Regions from separate parts of the Homo sapiens genome. Here region 1 is linked to region 2. The links are chromatin loops, found by intact Hi-C in ENCODE. Cell type or tissue: heart right ventricle. All regions are shown on one strand. Links, peaks and the distances in the headings refer to the core of each region. The heading gives the core; the rest is flanking DNA. Region 1 has its middle 13 kb from the start of TMED2-DT. Region 2 overlaps RILPL1 (Rab interacting lysosomal protein like 1).

Region 1 (2,908 bases), core at 174-2,673, 86 kb before region 2:
GACATGAGGTAATGTTTAGTCTCTTGGGTTTGGCAAATTAGCTCCAAATAACGCTCCCATCCTTGATCAGCCTGCTCAAGTCCCAAACTCCCATAAGAGAATCTGATTAGTCAATTGCAAGTCACGTGCCTACATCTAAGACAGCAATGTGCAGGGCACATTGATTGACAGCAACTAAGGTGGTAAGGGAGGGATATTTCTTCCAAGGAAAACTGAGGTGCTTTTCCCAGAGGAAGGGGAAATGGATGCTGGGCTGGCCAAAACAGCCAACATCTGTTACAGAGAGGAAGAAGAGAGGCTGCTCCAGTAGAAGTAACACCTGCTTTAGGGACCATTTGTCAGGACAGTCATTAGAGCTTCTCAGTGGTTCCTCGTCTCCTTCCAAACACAGGGGAATCAGAACTTCCAGATTCAATAGGGCCATGTGATGAGGTCTTGTCAATCTGTTGTGCATGGAAGTAATATGTGTCACTCCTAGGACAAAGCATTTAATTTCCCGTGTTTTACTCTAACCTTTCGCTTTTCCCAATTTGGTGGGTTTTGTTTTGTTTTGTTTTGTTTTTAACTGAGACAGAGTGTCGCTCTGTCACCCAAGCTGCAGTGCAGTGGCGCAATCTCCACTCATGGCAACCTCCACCTCCCAGGTTCGAGCAACTGTCCTGCCTCAGCCTCCTGAGTAGCTGGGATTACAGGCACCTGTCACCATGCCCATCTAATTTTTTGTATTTTTAGTGCAGATGAGGGTCTCACCATGTTGCCCAGGCTGGTCTCAAACTCCTGGCCTCAAGTGATCTGCCCACTTCGGCCTCCCAAAGCGCTGGGATTACAGGCGTGAGCAACCACACCCAGCCCCGAACTTGGTGGCTTTGAAGCATGTGTCAAAATAGAGCCTCACTCAGCCTGGGTCCCTGAATGACCGTGAAGAACACAGACAAAATGGAGTAGTAAATCTTTATTGTTTTCAGGTTTTGAGGGTAGGCTGTTACTGAAGCATATTCTAGGCTTAGCCTGACTAATACTTAGGTGAGCTGCTATAACCATGACCTCAGCATTTCAGTGGCTCAGCACAATAAAAGTTCATTTCTGGCTTGCATCACAGTCCCATGCACAGTCGACCTTAAGCCTTTCTCACAGTGATTCAGTAGCTCCACTATTCCCTAAGGGAGAATTTCAGTGTTCTCCATTAGAGCCATTGCATCCCTCTGGCAAGTGAGGAATGAAAGAGAGTAGAAGATCATGTAAGAGTTTTTTGGGCGGGGGCCAGACCTAGAAGTGGTGCGTATTCCATCTGCCCACATTCCACTGATCAGAACTCAATCACATGACTGTCCGTAGCAGCAAAGGAGGCTGGGAAATGGAGTCCAGCATGTGCTCAGGAGGAAAGAGCTACAGTTTAGGGGAATAGAACCACTCAGGATTTATAAGAAAGGGAATAGAATCTCTTAAAATGGAAGATGGTGGCTGGGAGCGGTGGCTCATGCCTATAATCCCAGCGCTTTGCGAGGCCAAGGTGGGAGAATCGCTTGAGCCCAGGAGTCTGAAACAAGTCTGGGCAACATAGTGAAACCCTGTCTCTACAAAAAATACAAAAATTAGCTGGGCGTGGTGGCGAGTGCCTGTGATCCCAGCTACTTAGGAGGCTGAGTGTGGGGGCCTCTGAGCCACTGAAATAGGGGAATTGCTTGAGTCTGGGAGGTTGAGTCTGCAGTGAGCTGTGTTTGTGCCATTGCACTCCAGCCTGGGCCACAGAATGAGACCCTGTCTCAAAAAAAGAAAAAAAAAAAAAGCCCAGGCATAGTGGCTCACACCTGTAATCCCAGCACTTTGGGAGGCCAAGACAGGTGGATTGCTTGAGCACAGGAGTTTGAGACCAGCCTGGGCAACATGACGAGTCTTTGTCTCTGCAAAAACACAAATTAGCCAGATGTGGTGGTGCGTGTCTATAGTCTGAGCTACTAGAGAGGCTGAGGCGGGAGGATTGCTTGAGCTGGGGAGCTCAAGGCTGCAGTGACGCGTGATCATGCCACTGCACTCCAGCCTGGGTGATAGAATGAGACCCTGTCTCCAAAAAAAAAAAAAGAAAAGAAAAAAATTAGATCCAGTTACAGATACATATAACATGAAATTAAGATGTGTGGATGTGCGACACATCAAAGAAATGACTTTCTGTTAAAACTCTGCAGGTGACAGGAAACATCAGCACTGGCTGGGAGCGGTGACTCATGCCTGTAATCCTGGCACTTTGGGAGGCCAAGGCAGGCAGATTGCATGAGTCCCAGAGTTCGTGATCAGCCTCGGCAACACAGTGAAACCCTGTCTCTATGAAAAGAAGAAAGAAGAAAAAAAGAAAAGAAGAAGAAGGAGGAGGAGGAGGAGAAGAAGAAGGAAAAGAAATCACATTTCTTCACCCATGTAATTGGCAAGAACTTAAATCTCTAATAATATCCAGTGATGGGAACGGGGGAAACAGGTACTTTCATACCCAATTGGTGGGGGAATGCATTAGAAATCATTTTGGAGGCTTTTAGATAATATCTATTAAGATTTTAACCAGCAAGTTCCATTATTCTAGGAATCTATTACAAAGAAATACAGTAAAATATGCCCAAAGGTATATGGGCAGGAAGGTTCATAGCAGCATTTTTTTTTTTTTCCAAGATGGAGTTTCACTCTTGTCACCCAGGCTGGAGTGCAATGGCGTGATCTCGGCTCACTGCAACGTCCGCCTCCCGGGTTCAAGCGATTCTCCTGCCTCAGCCTCCAGAGTAGCTGGGATTACAGGCATGTGTCACCATGCCTGGCTAATTTTTGTATTAATAGTAGAGATGGGGTTTTACCACATTGGCCAGGCTGGTCTCCAACTCCTGACCTCAGGTGATCCACCTGCCTTGGCATCCCAAAGTGTTGG
Region 2 (2,908 bases), core at 126-2,625:
TGAGTTTACTAAATGTCACTTCCAAATTGTTCACTTTTAAAAGGTTCAAATGGTAAATTTTAGATGATGTATATTTTACCACATTTTTCTAAAAAGGCTCCCTCGCTATGCAAGAAGGTGAGAGGATGGGTGTGGGTGTGACCTGGGGCAGGTGACTTAGCATGATGCTGGGATCTGTTGGTCACCCGCATCACAGAGAAATGGCCGAGTGTGCACCCCCGCCGGGCTTCCACTGAACTCCAGATACTCAAAGCCACTGGGGAGGAGAGGACCTAACCAGAAGGCCCATAACAACAGGGAAAATGGATATGACTTACTGTCAAATGAAAAAGGAATGGAGAATTGTGTGTAGGCTGAGATTCCAGCCACTCTGGCCAAATTAGCAATGGTCTTAGTAAGGAGATGAAAGGAGGCCTGGAAAGGGGGAAGCAGCAGATGTACGAGGGTGGGGGCAGGGGAGGTGTGACAGCTCCTCCCTGGATGCCTTGTCATGTTTGTAATGAAACCCCAAGTCGGGTGGGGAGGTGCGGGGTCCGTGGGTTCGGCTATTGGGAAGGCGAACAATGAACAGGTGGCTGCTGGCTTCCACCTCCAGAGGGAAACTGTACAGAACGTGAGCAAGGGCCGCCTGCGAGTGCTGAAAATAGCACCCTCCACAGGCTGCTGGCACCCCGGGAGGGGGAGAATTTGGGCTCCTTCAGGATAGAGAGTGGGTGCTGGCAGTGGCTGCCAAGAATTCATTAGCAGCATCTCTGCCTCCTCCAGACGGAGCCGGTGGGAGAGGAGAGCATCTCCGACGCAGAGAAGGTGGCCATGGATCTCAAGGACCCCAACCGCCCCCGGTTCACCCTGCAGGAGCTGCGGGACGTGCTGCACGAGAGGAACGAGCTCAAGTCCAAGGTGTTCTTGCTGCAGGAGGAGCTGGCTTACTATAAGAGGCAAGTGTCCCTGGGGCTGGATGGCCCGAGCTGGCTCCTTACTGAGGTTAGCCAGAGTTTCTGTACAGTTACCTTCTTACCCCCTGGAAGACAAGCATTTCATCAGTGTTTTTTTTGGGTACCCTCTCTGGCCTAAAGAACTTACATACAAGCTCACAACCCCTTTCTGAAACTCTTGGGCCCAGGCCGGGCACCAGAGCTCACACCTTTAATTCCAGTATTTTGGGAGGCCGAGGCGGGAAGATTGCTTGATCCCAGGCATTCGAGACTAGCCTGGGCAACAAAGCGAGACCTCATCTCTTTTTTTAAATGAATGAATGAATGAAACCCGGCCCCGGTGTTAATGGTCTATGTGGCCCTTTTCACCTCCTACATTATCCTGTTCACTCTCATGCTTGCTTTATTGTAGGTTTCCACATGAGACCACAAGCAACATGAGACCAGAAGTCTTATTTATCTTGTCCATGGCTAAGTTCCCAGCACTTAGAATGGAGCTTGGCACACAGTAGGTGCACAACAAATATCTGTTGAATAGAAAGCTGGAAGGAAGGACCCATGCACCAGAGGTGGTCCCTGCTCCAGTGGGGAAGATAAGAGATGCATAAAAAATATAATACCACACATTTTTATTGAAAGGTTTACTGACTGTATACTGGATGTTCAAAGATGGGAGAGGCCGGGCGCGGTGGCTCATGCCTGTCATCCCAGCACTTTGCGAGGCCGAGGCAGGCGGATCACTTGAACCCAGGACTCGAAACCAGCCTGGGCAACATAGTGGGACCCCCATCTCTACACAAAAATTTTTAAAAATTAGCCAGGTATGGTGGCTCACCCTGTAGTCCCAGCCACTTGGGAGGCTGAAGCAGGAGGATCATTTCAGCCCAAGGTCAAGGCTGCAGTGAGCTATGTATGTTTGTACCACTGCACTCGAGCCTGGGCAACAGAATGAGACCCTGTCTCAAAAAAAAAAAAAAAAAAAAAAGATGGGAGAGTGGGAGAGATCACTTCTTCGAGTTTGTGGATGGGGTGGAAATCGGAAGGCCTCCTGGAGGAAGCAGCATTTGAACTGGGCCTTCCTGAAAGGATAGGGTAGTATTTAGATATGGGAGATGTTGAGGAGTGACAGGTATATTCTGGGTAGAAGAAACCACAGAGGTGTAGCGACAGGGAAGCCTGTGTAAGGACAGGAAACGGGGAGTGGTTCTATTTGGCTGGACTCTTCAGAATAAACTGGAAATACAGATGCGGGTCCCCTAAAAAGCATGCACCCTCTCAGACCATCAGACACTTCTCTTCTGGAATGTTCCAGTTCTCAAGGAACTTTTGACTCTTTTATCTCACGCCTCTCATCTCCTTCCAGTGAAGAAATGGAAGAGGAAAACCGAATACCCCAACCCCCACCCATCGCCCACCCGAGGACGTCCCCCCAGCCGGAGTCGGGCATCAAGCGACTGTAAGTGATGCGCTGCCAGCTTCTGCGCTCGGCTGACCTGGCGGTTCACGTGTCCTTTGACTTTTCCTCCTTGGCACCTGCTCCCAGGGCCAGGCTTGTGACTAACCACATCCTGCTGAGACGTCTGGCCTGGCCCCCGACTTTGAGTTCATCTCCCTTCCTGAATGCTGAGTCCCTCCTGGGGGTCTCTGGGCAGAGAGGTTTGGGGAGTGCGGGAGGCGAGAGGGGAGAGGCTTGGGCCAGTGGCTGATACTCAGGAGCTTGCTGGAGTGTGTTTCATGGGGGTGGGGTGCATCTCTGGGCCTTTGAGGACAGGAAATAAGGGTAGCGAGGTAGGGGTGGGTTGTGCATCTGAAGCTTGAGACCTCAGCTCTGAGATGTCAGGTGGCCCTGGGTCCACCCCATCTATGCAGTTCTCTGATGACTCATCCATGTAGCCCTCTGTCCATTAAGCAGGGGTTACTGCATAACGCATGCAGAGTCAGGCCTTGGTTGCTGCAGGAGAACCCCGCAAAAA

The links. Peaks named below come from ENCODE experiments on the same cell type or tissue, not always from the same donor. Only the 100,000 strongest peaks of a DNase experiment are listed, where the experiment ranks them.
Region 1: a loop joins it to region 2, with 2.0 times the contacts of the local background. A loop is called at or near these places in 11 of 110 quality-filtered maps.

What each region holds. Positions count from the first base shown.
Region 1 is chr12:123,569,840-123,572,747 of GRCh38, reverse strand. No RefSeq gene overlaps it. Among named protein-coding and RNA genes, the nearest start is that of TMED2-DT, 13 kb to the left of the region's middle. In heart right ventricle, for the core only: no CTCF peak of the experiment used is centred there; a DNase peak (open chromatin) is centred at 1,256.
Region 2 is chr12:123,483,663-123,486,570 of GRCh38, reverse strand. It overlaps RILPL1 (Rab interacting lysosomal protein like 1), which reads left to right. Exons shown (of 7, transcript NM_178314.5): 5 at 766-938; 6 at 2,299-2,391. Among named protein-coding and RNA genes, the nearest start is that of SNRNP35, 27 kb to the right of the region's middle. In heart right ventricle, for the core only: no CTCF peak of the experiment used is centred there; no DNase peak of the experiment used is centred there; H3K27ac peaks cover 624 bases.